2 separate regions of the Homo sapiens genome follow, and region 1 is linked to region 2. A link is a contact called in ENCODE Hi-C or POLR2A ChIA-PET data. All regions are on one chromosome and are shown on one strand. The core of a region is the stretch at or near the end of the contact, and the rest is flanking DNA. Distances in the headings are between cores, read along the strand shown.

What was found. A loop is a pair of places that touch in the nucleus more often than their neighbours do. ChIA-PET counts read pairs that join two places held with the same protein, here RNA polymerase II (POLR2A). Pooled maps may share reads with other maps.
Region 1: a loop to region 2 is called in a map of GM12878, with 6 times the contacts of the local background. The contact joins two enhancer-like sites. A Hi-C loop is called at or near these places in 9 of 168 maps with a recorded cell type or tissue (B cell, CD4-positive, alpha-beta memory T cell, GM12878 and 5 more), 37 of 37 single-sample maps with no recorded cell type and 16 of 50 pooled maps. POLR2A ChIA-PET finds 5 or more read pairs at or near these places in 11 of 52 experiments (AG04450, CD4-positive, alpha-beta T cell, CD4-positive, alpha-beta memory T cell and 8 more).

Annotation. Positions count from the first base shown.
Region 1 is chr6:136,747,067-136,754,067 of GRCh38, forward strand. All of the region lies in intron 1 of MAP3K5 (mitogen-activated protein kinase kinase kinase 5), which reads right to left. Among named protein-coding and RNA genes, the nearest start is that of MAP3K5-AS2, 33 kb to the right of the region's middle. RefSeq lists enhancers at 4,562-4,661, 5,854-5,903. Within about 2 kb of position 4,710, at least 11 of the 41 ENCODE cell types and tissues checked have a DNase peak (open chromatin) inside an H3K27ac peak, as active enhancers do; they include GM12878 and OCI-LY7, where a contact is called at or near this core.
Region 2 is chr6:136,712,376-136,719,400 of GRCh38, forward strand. The region is part of intron 2 of MAP3K5 (mitogen-activated protein kinase kinase kinase 5); the gene reads right to left. Among named protein-coding and RNA genes, the nearest start is that of MAP3K5-AS2, 68 kb to the right of the region's middle. Within about 2 kb of position 5,241, at least 3 of the 41 ENCODE cell types and tissues checked have a DNase peak (open chromatin) inside an H3K27ac peak, as active enhancers do; they include GM12878 and OCI-LY7, where a contact is called at or near this core.

The DNA.
Region 1 (7,001 bases), core at 3,460-5,959, 34 kb after region 2:
ACGCGCCACCATGTCTAGCTAATTTTTAAATCTTTGTAGAGGCAGGGTCTTGCTACATTGCCCAGGCTGGTTTTGAACTCCTGGTCTTATTGGCCTCCCAAAGTGCTGGGATTACAGGCATGAGTTGCCATGTCTGGCCCATTGCTTCTATTTTCTGCTTTCCTAAAGCTTCACTGAAAAACTCAAATTCCTTCTCTTCCAGAAACCTTCAGACACTTAAGAACAGTAATCCTGGCATCCATGACATTTTCTTATCCAGGTTACAACATCTCTGGTCCCTTCATAGGGCAGCAGGGCTTCTAGTCCTGTTAGTACGGGTGCTGTCTAGATACACTCTGGCCAAAGAATGTACAGGGAGCCAATGCCCATTAAAAGAATTTTCTGGGGCGAAACAAACTATAACTCTAAAAGGAACCAACAGAACCGAAAACCCACCACAATAGTATATGCTGGAAATGTACAGCAAAGGCTGAGAAGCCTGGTGCATGTTTAGCTATTAACAGGTCATGAGTGTCTTTTGCAAGACTGGCAGATTAAAAACAATGGATTGAAGAATAAGTGGGAGGTTATGAGGCAAAAATTGTGAGTTCAGACTAGTGTTCTCAAATTTAATGTGTACATGAATCACCAGGATATTGTGTCAAAAAAGAGATTCTGATTGAGCTGTGTGACATTGGGGTGATGATTACCTTTCTCATAAGCACCCAGTTGATGCCCATGCTGCTGTGTAGGGACCACATTTTGAGTAGCAAGGGTGTAGACTATTGTCAAGTGATCTCCAAGCAGCGGCCATATTGTAAATCCATAAACAGGGTAAAAAGGAATGCTTTCAGCATACAATGAAGCCAACTTTAGCCAACAGGGAAAATATTGCTGTATTTAAGAACCTAGGTCTATCAGATATATGGTGGTTCTTTGGAGGCCATTATTTATTACCATGATCTAAGAGATGGATTTCAAAATGATCTCTAAAAAAAAACAAAATTTCCATTTTCTGCCCCAAAGTGAGAAATCCTAAATAAAGCAGTATTCCTTGAGTCATCTGTAGAGCTGTGAATGTGTCCATGTAGGCATAGAGTATACAATATTATCCATTTCACATCCTTAGTCAGTGGACTTAATCCCACTTTTCTGAATCAGGTGTGGATTATCTTGGTTGACAAGCTTCTCAAATGTATTCAGATAAAGAAGGCACTTGGAAAAATGTCAATATTTATCACTACACAGCCACATTTGAACCGTATTAATTTATACCTAGTGTTCCATTATTGGAACACCAAGCATGTAGGAGTTATTTATATCCTACTGCTCAAGGTCATCACCAAGGTCTGATTGCAAAAATTCAAAAAATTGCAACCTCAGTCATAAATGGGTTAAAATCCCCCAAAATGTCTATATATGTATGCTCACACAAATATGTATTTGTTCAGGAAAAAAAATGAAGAAAATTGTTCTAAAAATATGGGGGAGTGTTCTTCGCAAAACATATGCAAAGACAAGACACAGGGCAAATAAAACCTGAGAAAATATACAAAAGACTATAAGATTAGTTTCTTGAAGAATAAAGATGCAATTAAATTACAGAATTTAACACCTGGCATGGTACAATAAGATACCTTAGAAATAAAGAATTAAAACTTGAAGGCAAGTTTTTAGAAGTTAAAAGTTGAAGTACATGTTTTGTAGAAATTGTGGTCAAAGGTAAGAGAATAACTTCTAAGAAATGAGTGTAAAATATTGTAAAACAGCTTTAACTAGGTAGCTTTAACTAGATTAACACTGACTAAGGCTCTTGGATAACTGCATAGGCAATTCATTTTGTATAATTAAGGAGAAGAAAATCAGCCAGTGGCTGTTGTTTTACTCAGCATCTTTCAGATACAGTTATAGATAAATTCCTGATTTTAGTTAAGAAATAAAACTGGAACAAGAAAGAAAATTATATAATATGCTCAAAACTTATAGTCAAATTGCCTTAATTATTAGGACTGGCCGGGCACAGTGGCTCATGCCTATAATCCCAGTACTTTGAGAGGCCAAAGCTGTTGTCACCTGGAGAAGAAAATGTCAGGGGTGCTGGCAGATCACTTGAGGTCAGGAGTTCGAGACCAGCCTGGCCAACATGGTGAAACCCCATCTCTACTAAAAATACACAAATTAGCCGGGTATGGTGGCACGCGCCTCTAATCCCAGCTACTCAGGAGGCTGAGGTAGGAGAATCGCTTGAACCTGAGAGGCAGAGGTTGCAGTGAGCCAAGATCATGCTACTGCACTCCAGCCTGGGCAACAGAGCGAAACTCTGTATCAAAAAAAAAAAAAAAAAGGAATTATGAGGGCTCCATTAGGGTGCGTGAAGGTCGCCAGTGAAAATACAATGCCTCCGTGATACTCTGTTGGCCGGTTTTGCTGTCTAATATGACTCCAATATCTCAGGACCACTGTCACACCCACGGCCAGATAACCTCCTTCAAAATGAAATGCTCATCAGCACCTAGGGAATGCTCATTCATCTCTCAAAAGGGAGGGCTCAAACATTGCCTCCTACGAGATTTCCTGACACCCACAGCACCATATCTAGTTTGCAATTACCACGAACTTAAAATCTGTCATTTTTTTAATCAGTCTTGTCCAATAGAATGTGAACTTTCAGGCAGGGGGCAAGTCTAATTCATCTGATGTCTATAAGCCCACATGGACGTCGACTGAAAGACTGAGGGCCAGGATGAATAAGGCTGGAAGTCAGCAGCCAGGGAGGAAGGAAGCATATGGAGGAACCTGGGGCAGGCTGTGCTTTGCAACACTCATCCACCCAGTATTTAATGCTCACGGTGAGCAGCTATATCGGTAAACCACCTACTGATGCTGCTTTCAAATTCCTCCTCCTCCAACATATAAACCCGCAAACAACCAGTCATTATCCAAATGCCCTTGCCCAAGGTACTCATCAAAGCAGAAATTAGAGACAAGGTGTGGTCATCCTCTCTCCACACCCCATTGGCCTTCTGTCCTTCCAGTTTTGTTATTTTTTTAAGATGGAGTCTCGTTCTGTCACCCAGGCTGGAGTGCAGTGGCATGATCTCGGCTCATTGTAACCTCCGCCTCCTAGGTTCGAGCAATTCTCCTGCTCCAGCCTCTTGAATAGCTGGGATTACAGGCGTGCACGAGCACGCCTGGCTAATTTTTGTATTTTTAGTAGACACAGGGTTTCGCCATCTTGGCCAGGCTGGTCTCGAACTCCTGGCCTCAAGTGATCTGCCTGCCTCGGCCTCCCAAAGTGCTGGGATTACAAGCGTGAGCCACCGCACCCAGCCTTGTCCTGCCAGTTTTTCAGTAGTTAATACAGATTAGTTCAAAAACATTTCCTGCAGATCTCTAAAAGACCATAAATACCTCTTCTCATGCCAGTGAGGTGTTTTGCAGGACTGCTGAGAACCAGCAGTTCTCTTCAACGATGAAGGGGTGAATTGTTCATGTAGCACTTGAGTATTTTTGTTGTTAAAAATAATTTGTCAAATTACCGTTTCGACAAGATCATGTGGCATCTTTAGATAGATTTAGAATGTGTTGCTTTTTGAAAGCATTTCTGAATCTAGATGAAAAACTTCAGCCTTTTCCCCTAATTTATCTTTCGTTTCAATTGGAGAAAGGTCTTAAACTTGTGAAAATCCTGTCATTCTCACACATTTCATCTTCTTCCTCCTTCTAAAGAAAGTCATCCTGAGTCCTAGTCCTGCAGTGTGTTTACACAATTGTCTCCTGCTCCTAAGGATCAACTACAAAATGCAAAAATTTCCACAAATATTCCTACTTAGTATTTCGGGATGTCAAAAGTTCTGAGTTTCTTCAGAAATTTTTTCTGAAATAACTTTTCAACTCAGCTCATCAGAATGACTAACCAGAGAATACGTTCCTCTCTTTTGGGACCCTTCTGAGGTCAAATTTTCTCATGACTTATAACCCCAGTGAGTTGTTTTTTTCCCCACTTTTTCACCACTTCATCCCCGAGTAGCATTCTTTTGCTCTAATGCAGATTTCTCTGCACAAATCTGCTGATAATCTCTGCTTCTCTGTGGGCTCTGGCTGCTTTTTTTTTTTTTGGCTTATGATTTTACCACCTTCATTTTTTATTAGGTCATCAGAAGGCCCATTATCCTGAACCTTCCCACACATGTTAAGTGTTTATTTGGGAATTATGGCAATATCTTTCTGATGTTTAAATCACAGATTAGTAAAAGGAACTAAATTCCAGATGGCACTGCTGTAGCCCATGGGAATTTGTGAGAGTTAGAATTTACTAGCATTAAGGAAACACTCAAGAAAGCACTGATAGACTGTTAAATATAGTTATGAGAACTTTGGTCAAATCTAGTAATGATCTTTAGAAAAGAACATACTGATAAAGGCCTGCTTATTTCTTCCTTCTGTCCTATGCATACACAAACACCAAAATGCCTCTGAATGCAGAAATCTGCTGGCAGTTGCAGCTTGCAGGTGCTGAATTAAACGCTCCCTTCCCATCCCACTCAACAATCAGGCAGTAATGTTTTATGAAGTTTAAAGATGTGACCTCAGCCTAGAAAAACTGTGAAGACTGCTTAAGAGGAAGAAAGCATATTGGTATGCTTCTCTTTTTCTGGCCCAGAGTATGATTTGCTAATGCAGGCTGCTAAAGGGATGTGGTTATACAGAAAGTAGATTTAGGCTTGCATTCTTGTAATCGAAGCCACCAAACATGTAAAATATCGAAAACACATGAACTTAAAAGAACGAAGCCAAGCCACTCCTACTTTCGGAAGGTTGCCACCCTTGAGACATAGGTGAACTTTCAGTTTGATTTATGGCTTGATAGAATCCCAGTGACCACAGTAATCAGTTGGATTCTAGTTAAATTTATAGAAACATCTCTGGTATTATTTTTTAAGTCATCTTAATTTACTTTTCATTCTAGAGCCTTTTTCTCAGTGTGCTTCAGAGTTCAAAAAAAATTTTTACATTGGTTCTCTGCCTCCCTTCATTCCTACTTCCATCCCTCCTTCTCCCGTTCCCTCTCTCCCTCATTCATTCATGCACTCCACAATGAGTTAGCATCTACCCTGTCCCAGGCAAGGTTCTAGGCCCTGGCACTACAGAGATGATCAAGTCATAGTCCCTGTTCTTAGGGACTTACAGTTAGTGGGGGAGGAGACTTTTAAGCACACCACCTACCTTTCAAATCAATAAGGGCTGTATTAGAAACAGGGATGGTGCCGAGGAAACAACACAGTCAGAGAGCCCAGCTCTTCCTGAGGAGGAAGGTTGGGAGCTGGGTGGGAAGGTGGGTCATATCTGCCATTTCAGCTGGGTTTTTTTGTTTGTTTGTTTTTAAGATGGAGTCTCGCTCTGTCTTCCAGGCTGGAGTGCAATGGCGTGATCTTGGCTCACTGCAACCTCCACCTCCTGGGTTCAAGCGATTCTCCTACTTCAGCCTCCCGAGTAGCTGGGATTACAGGCGCGTGCCACCACACCCAGCTCATTTTTGTATTTTTAGTAGAGATGGGGTTTCGCCATTTTGGCCAGGCTGGTCTCAAACCCGTGACCTCAGGTGATCCGCCCTCCTCGGCCTCCCAGAGTGCTGGGATTATGGGTGTGAGCCACTGGGCCCAGCCTTTAGCTGGGTTCTGAGTGTGACTTTACTCCAGGAAGAAGATGAAGGGCACTCCAGATAAAGGCAGTTATGCAAAAGCACAGAGCTGTGAAAGGGCAGAAGTTCAGCGTGGCTGGGACAATGGCTGGAGGGGAAAGAGAAAGGGGTCAGGCTGCAAGTGCAAAGGTCAGCTTTTAGAAGGCAGACTCTGCTCCCTCTGCCTGGTACATGCTCATCCCAGATCTCTGCATGGCTCCTTCACACCACTCAGGCCTGGTTACCAACACCACCACCCCATAGTTCTTGCCCACATGCCCCACCCCCAAATTTATAATCCCTAGCTCTAGCCTACCTCTGTGCCCTCCAACACTTTCTCTTTCCTTCCTGGTACTTATCCCAACAGGAACCCACTATTAATTTATTTATCTGCCTGTTTATTGGGTGACATTTTTCTAACACACACTTTAGGACCCACAGATGCATAAAAAAAGAATGTCTACACTTTAAGTACTTTTGTTTTTAACATGGGAAGACTGTATTTAAATACATCTGAGTTGTCAGTCCATTAAAACAATAATAGGCCTTTACTGCTTTTTTTTCAAGTGAACACAGGAATTCCCGACTTTCTTTTACCACAAAAGTATACGAACCTAGCATTAGGCAGCAACATGGTGTTGATGAAAACACCTTTTTTGGTACAGCATGCAGAATGGTAAGGATGGGGCATGAATCTCTCTTGGCCTTGCCAAGTTATAAATTATAGAAAGGGAAATTCTGTGGCAGCAAGGGAACATCACCACAGATAGTATTTTTTTTTTTCCGGAATCTAAAAGGACCAGAAAGCATTTTGATAATCTTGTTAAAATACTTTAAAAAGGCATGGTATTAAATTGATGGACTCTAAATTACCTGAAAATTAATTATTCTTGGGTCAGGTGAAAAAGTATCCACTGAATGCTTATTCACTCTCCACAAATATTCCATCATGTCTCATTCAGGCATTTGTACTAGGTCTGAGTGAAATACAAAGATGAATCAGACCTCAGGTAGCTTATCATCATAAATAATGCTAAGGCCTGTCTGAAAGCCCCAAATACCACAAGACAGGCAAAGAGGATGCACTTGAGGGTAGATGGTGCTTCAGCACAAGGAGAACAGCAGCGTCAGGCAGGGCTTTGAAGTAAAGGGAGAACGCAGCCCTGCTGAAGTGACGAGCGCATTTCAGGTAGATGCGGGAAACTGAAAGGTGCTAGTGAGAAGCAGCAAGTTCAGTTTGGTGGAAGAGGAGTACTAGAAAATCCGAGGCTGGGTGCAGTGGCTCACGCCTGTAATCCAGCACTTTGGGAGGCTGACACAGAGAATCGCTTGAGTCCAGGAG
Region 2 (7,025 bases), core at 3,991-6,490:
GCTGACCAGGCTGGTCTTGAACTCCTGGGCTTAGGTGATCCACCTGCCTCAGCCTCCCAAAGTGCTGGGATTACAGCTGTGCCCGGCCTAACAGAGCTTCTTAACACAAACTTCACTTTATACTGTGTTGCTATTATAATTAACTTCTTCTTCTTTTTAACCAGTTGTTTCTTTCAGCAACACCTAATTGGGTCACATTATTCAAGTGCATGTATTACTTTTCTTAAACTGTATTGTTAAAGTTGGAGGTATAGTGAATTTTTCTACAGTAAATCATACTTTACACATTGATATGGTTTGGCTGTGTCCCCACCCAAATCTCAACTCGAATTGTAGCTCCCATGATTCCCACATGTTGTGGGAGGGACCTGGTGGGAGATAACTGAATTACGGGGGTGGTTTCCCCCATACTGTTCTCGTGGTAGTGAATAAGTCTCACGAGGTCTGATGATTTTATAAGGGGTTTCCCCTTCCACCTGGCTCATTCTATCTTGTCTGCTGCCATGTAAGATGTGCCTTTCACCTTCTGCCATGATTGTGAGGCCTCCCCAGCCACATAGAACTGTGAGTCCATTAAACCTCTTTTTCTTTATAAATTACCCAGTCTCAGGTATGTCTTTATCAGCAGCATGAAAATGAACTAATACACACACATATTTCAGTAATAGTTTCAAAGATATATTCTAAAAAGGCCCAAAGAGGGTGATGGGTTACAATGCCAAAAAGATCAACTTCCACAGAAAGAGTCATTTATATAGCATAAGTGAAAATAAAGATAATTCAGCAAGGCTTGCCCCACTCCTTCCTCTGTGTGCAGAAGTAGTCCTTCTTACTCTTTAAGGGTATTCAAAATCATAGGCCTACGACCAGAGTCACTACAAATGAGAAAAATAGCTGGTGCCCACAGTCATATAATGGCATTGTGCATCGCCTCTTAGACAAAATGGTAACAAGAGATTCAAAACAGTGGGCAAGGAGTGAGGGTGGTTAAAGAGGTATCAGGAAGGAGAAAGCAAGGGCATATTTTACCCAGTCTATACATAATTCCTTAGAAGGTATACTATTGCTAATTGACATCCAAGAAAGCTGAATTCTCCAGTCTTGAGTCCCTTTAATAACCTCAGGGATTCTACAATTGGGAAGTCAACTCCTGCTAAATAAATCATTCATCTAGCTTGTCAATTCAAGATCTTCAGAGAAAACCTTCATAAAGCAGTGTTACATGAATTGCTTATTTGCTCCTCCCCACAAATTACCTCTTTCCTTCCCCAATTTGAGATGGAATGATTATAGCTTAGATGAAAGTTAGATCATTTCTGAATAAATAAAATAAAGGAACAAGATTGTCTCTACCAAATGAAAAGAAGTGTAAGGGATAGCAACGTTGAACCAGGAAGAGTAGAGTCCCAGGGTTTTTAAATCAACAGCTGGTTATAAAGTAAGCTAGAGACTTTCAGAGATGTCCAGAGGCAGCACTATTAAAAAGGGGTAGGGCCAATGTTTCCAGTTCACAAATTGTGAGACCACTTTATAGGATCATATTTTCCAAGGATGTTTTTAAAAAACATTTACTGAGTGTGTACTTTGTACCACTAACAAGTTGATGATTTTTAAAATGCTGAAAAGAATCCAGCAAAAATTCTTTGTTAAACTAAAAGAATCCTAAACCTTTGAAAAATAAAAATTTTAATTCCATGCACAACTCAAGCTAAAACCAAATTCATCTTATTTACTTTGATAAGGGAGGCAAAACTTTAACAAAAGGAAGTACTGTTTTTTGTTTGTAAAAACAAAAAGATAAAATGTTTTTATGGGTTTAAGAACACTCTGGAATCCGAGTAGATTCTCCAAATACAGGTAAGAATTCAATTTAAGTGTGAGGTATTTGTAACAAATTACCAGGTGTCCTCACCAATTTACAAACTGGTATAATCATCAAAATTTACACATGGACATCACTGCTATTTTCAAAACTATAACCATTTGCTTCAAATGGATATGAATGAGTGCCAGAAAGACAAGACTCCGTGTTTAAGTTCTAAAGGAGATTGAGTCCCTCAGTGCCTGCAGATAAAAGATCATGGGTCTAGGTATCACAGAACTGCTCAAATGAGCAGTAGTTTTCAACGTTCATTTATGTTGTACCATATGTCAAAATTTCCTTCCTTTTTAAGATTGAATAATATTCCATTATATGTATATACCACATGTTGTTCAGCCAATGATCTGTTGATAAATATGTGGGTTGCTTCCACCTTTTGGCTACTAAGAATAATGCTACCATGAACATGGGTATATAAACACCTCTTCAAGATCCCGCTTTCAGTTCTTTTGGGTATATATCCAGAAGTGGAATTGCTGGATCATGTGGTAATTTTATTTTTAATGTTTTGGGGAGCTGCCGTATTATTAAAATTTGCTGATTTTTAAGGGCTAATTTAGTGAAATGTTACAAATTTTGGTTTGTGCACCTAAGATTTCATGCTAGCCAGATCCCAATCTAGAAAATAATAGATGCACTGAGGCAGAGTAAGGGTTTCAAGCATCACATATGTGTGTTCTGTATACAGTGAGATAGTGAAGGAGTAAGCGTGTAGACAGGTTGCCACAGAGAATAGTCTATTAATGAAAATCCCATCCATAAAGTAACTTTTCAGCCAATGGTTAAAGATAAAAATACAACTAAATTTTTTGAACAAGAAATAATCTAACATAATCATTACGTTTCAACACAAACTGCATCACCACTAACTGATGTGCCTACCAACCTATCAAGAAACATTACTTCTATAATGGATAAAATGAGAACAAAGTCTGTTTGAGTGCAGAAAGGGAAATATCCAAATATCTGAAGCTTTCTAACCACAGCCAGAACATAGAAAAAAGACACTAAAAATATTTTGGGATTCCAGTGTCCAAAATGCATATACGTTATCCTGGTGGATACAAAAAATAAAAGAATATAGCAACCTTTTCCTTTTTTAAAAAAGGTTAATTATTAAATATTTCAAGTATATAAAAAGTACAAAAATTAGCACTCATAATCTACCACCTAGATTTAGAACTATAACATTACAGATACAGTTGAAGACTCTCATCTTCCCTTCCCAATTTTATTCCATTCCTATCCCCTAAGAGGTAACTATTCTGAATGTTGTTTATAATTCCATGCACATGTCTATCCTTTTATAACACAAGTGTGTATAAAAGCATCCTCTTGCACTGACAATATTTTATATAGATGGTATGATACTGTACACAAGTAATTTTTTTACCCCAACACTGTTGTTTTGAGATATATTGATATTGACGTCTGAAGCACTAACTGATTTGTTTTAAGTGCTCTATAATATTCCATTAAATGATTATAGCTGGCTGGGCATGGTGGTTCACACCTGTAATCCCAGCACTTTGGGAGGCCAACGGGGGCGGATTGCTTGAGATCAGGAGTTTGATATCAGCCTGGCCAACATGGCGAAACCCCGTCTCTACTAAAATACAAAAATCAGCTGGGCGTGGTGGCGGGAGCCTGTAATCCCAGCTACTAGGGAGGCTGAGACAGGAGAATTGCTTGAACCCAGGAGGTGGAGGTTGCAGTGAGCCGGGATAGCACCACTGCACTCCAGCCCGGGTGACAAAGCAAGATCGTCTCAAAAAAAAAAAAAAAAAAAAAAAAAAAAAAAAAAAAAAATTACAGCTGAAGGTATCTATTAATTCTCCATTTCCTTGGGAGGAGGAGCTATTATAAACATGTTAACATAAACATTCTTGATTATATCTCCTTATGCATGCAAGAGACTTTTTTTACAGTATACATTTAGGGTTGGAATGACTAAGTCTTGGTGATATGCTCATTTGATATTATTAAATATTCCCAAATTGCGCTTCAGAAGGTAGTATCTCTCCCACCAGCAGTGTGTAGGTTTCCCACTCTCCACAATCTGGCCATCTGTAGTATAAGAGCTTTTAATTCTCAACTATCTGGCACGTGCAGTCATGTTTCATCCTGTTGTTTTGCTTCCTTTAAAAGTAGCATTGTTTAAAGTGAGTGGGGAGTGGCCCAGAACATAGAGGAGCTGAGGAAGGGAGTGGAGGAAAGGATCACAAGAAGATAAGCTGAGAGCTGGTGTTATAAAGGAATTTCTAGTGATAAGAGATGGTTCATTAAAACAACTTCCTCACTCTACACAAAACAGGTTCATTTCTCCTAAGTCATCAGAGGTGTTTAATGCATCTGCACCACAGCTCATTGACCAGGAGTGTCCAGACTTACTCACCACTTACTGAGAGACCCCAAGTGGAAGTATGATCATTTCATAATGCATGAAATAAATCAGAAAATAATTGTTACTAGCATTTCTTATTTTAAACCAATGTAAATATTGGCACAGATATTCTCTCAATAAACATTAGTAGGCACGAGAGAAATTCTCATGAGACTTAAAGAAAATTGTAAAAAATAAAAGTGTTGTTACAATGCTAAAGAAAATAAAAAGAATTGGCCAGGCACAGTGGCTCACGCCTGTGATCCCAGCACTTTGGGGGGCCGAGGTGGGCAGATTACTTGAGGTCAGGAGTTCAAGACCAGCCTGGCCAACATGGTGAAACCCCATCTCTACTAAAAATATAAAAATTAGCCAGGCATGGTGGCACGTGCCTATAATCCCAGCTACTCTGGAGGCGGAGGTTGCAGTGAGCTGAGATTGCTCCATTGCACTAAAAAAGCAAAAAAAAAAAGAAAAAATCAACTTCCTTCTCTCAAAGTGTAATGATCATCTTCTCTTGAAAAAAATACTAAAATTTTTCATTCTTAGTACAACAAAATAGTACTTGTGATTTAAAACAATGGATATAAATCTTATTACAATTAAATGCTATGACTAGATTCTAAATATCCTTTCAAATGATACTTCAGACATAGATTTTTAAAGTACTTTCATAGCTCCCATTACTTTTCCAGGAGCTTAAATTAAAACAAAAAAAAATTTTTTTCTACGATTTCTTCCTGAGAATTTGCCACCAAAGAGAAACTGCAGTCTTCAACAAAGAGCAGCAGATTAAAATAAAACTTGTGCAGCTGTACTTTCTAGATGGCCAAAGAATCAACCTAAGTGAAACTAAACATATGACAAGAATAGCATTCTAAAACTGTCTTTGCCCTGTGAAAACAGAGAAATGCTTTGTTTTTATTTCACTTGGCTAATCCTTACATGATATATTATTTTAAATATCTCTTGTTCTGCTTCTTTCATGGCAGTTTTCCTATCTGTTGGTCAATGGCAGGAATAAGGGTTACATCTTTAACTAATTGACCAGAAATGAATAAAACTAAAAATACACACACACACCAACTCTTTTCGGTAGCATAGGACCTGAGGAACTTTCAGGACTCAGAGGAAATTGCTAGACTGCCAAATATGCTTCCTATCCCAGATATTTCTGTCCTCTGCAACCAGACACATGACCTACCAGGCTAGGAATAGTCTAAATAAGAAAACAGCAAAAGTTTAAGTTAATAGAAAGGAGAAGGGAAAAGAAAAAAAGAAGGATGTTACCTAGGAAAACTCAGGAGGCATAGCTGATAGGCTTTTCTAAATGAACACACTCAGCAGGAATATATGATATAATTTTAACTAGAAGTAACTAACAATAATGCTTAGCAGTCAAGGGCAACAGGCTTTGGAGTCAGGCAGTCGTAATCCCAAATTTTCCTAGCTATATCACCTTAGGCAAATGATTGAATTTCTTTGAGCTTCGGTTTGTGATACTAAAAAAATGCTAATAGAAAATACATCTTACAGAGCTCTTTTAAGAATTATTATTATTATTATTCTTTGTTTTGTGATTTTTTTGAGACAGGGTCTTGCTGTGTCGCCCAGGCTGGAGTGCAGTGGTGTGATCTCAGCTTACTGCAACCTCTGCCTCCTGGGTTCAAGAGATTCTCATGCCTCCCAAGTAGCTGGGATTACAGGCATGTGCTGCCACACCTGGCTAATTTTTGTATTTAGTAGAGACAAGGTTTCACCACGTTGGCCAGGCTGGTCTTGAACTCCTGGCCTCAAGTGATCCAACTGCCTCAGCTCCGCAAAGTGCTGGGATTACCACACCCAGCCTCTCCTTTAAGAATTTGAAAATGTATGCAGATAAAGCACTTGGTACCTAGCACATAGTGAATACTCAATAAGAAGCAGATAATATGTACAAGATAAATGAGCACAGTTTAGACATCATTAGCCTTTTTAAGGAACTACTTCAATCAAATGCCAATAACACTCCTAGACAAAGGCTAGCTTAAAACAATAAGCCAGTTTATTTGTCCCGGACATATGTGTGGTAAGATTAGCTTTATCTCTTTCTCTCAAATGTAAGTTTGCTTCATTTAAAAATACTTCCCTAGGAAAGAATGGGCACAAAATTAAACCACCAGATACTAGCAGGAGCAAGAGCAAAAAAATGTAGAAAGTAAAAAATCTCCAACATAATAGGGCCTGCTTAAATAAACTTAATCTATCTAGGTGATCTAGGTGTGGCAGCTCACACCTATAATCCCAACCCTTTGGGAGGCCAAGGTGGGAGAATCGCTTGAACCCAGGAGTTCAAGACCAGCCTGGGCAACATGGCAAAACCCCATCTCTACAAAAAAGAGAAAAATTAGCTGGGTGAGGTAGCATGCATCTGTAGTCCCAGCTACTCAGGAGGCTGAGGAGGGAGGATCACTTGAACGCAGGAGGTCATGGCTGCAGTGAGCTGTGATCACGACACTGCATTCCAGCCTGGGTGAGAGAGCGAGATCCTGTCTAAATAAATAAATAAATACATACATACATAAACTTAACCCAAAGAAAAATGAAAAGAGCTAAATAAAATAATTCCTTCATCAAATGCTAATATGGGTTGCAAATAGCAGCAAATCAAAATGTCTAATTAAAAATGAGTTACAACATTTTATGATGTACTAATTAAAGGGGTAAATCTGGAGGAAAATTAAGGAGGGGCTTAAGGATTGCTCCAGGTAAAGGATTGCT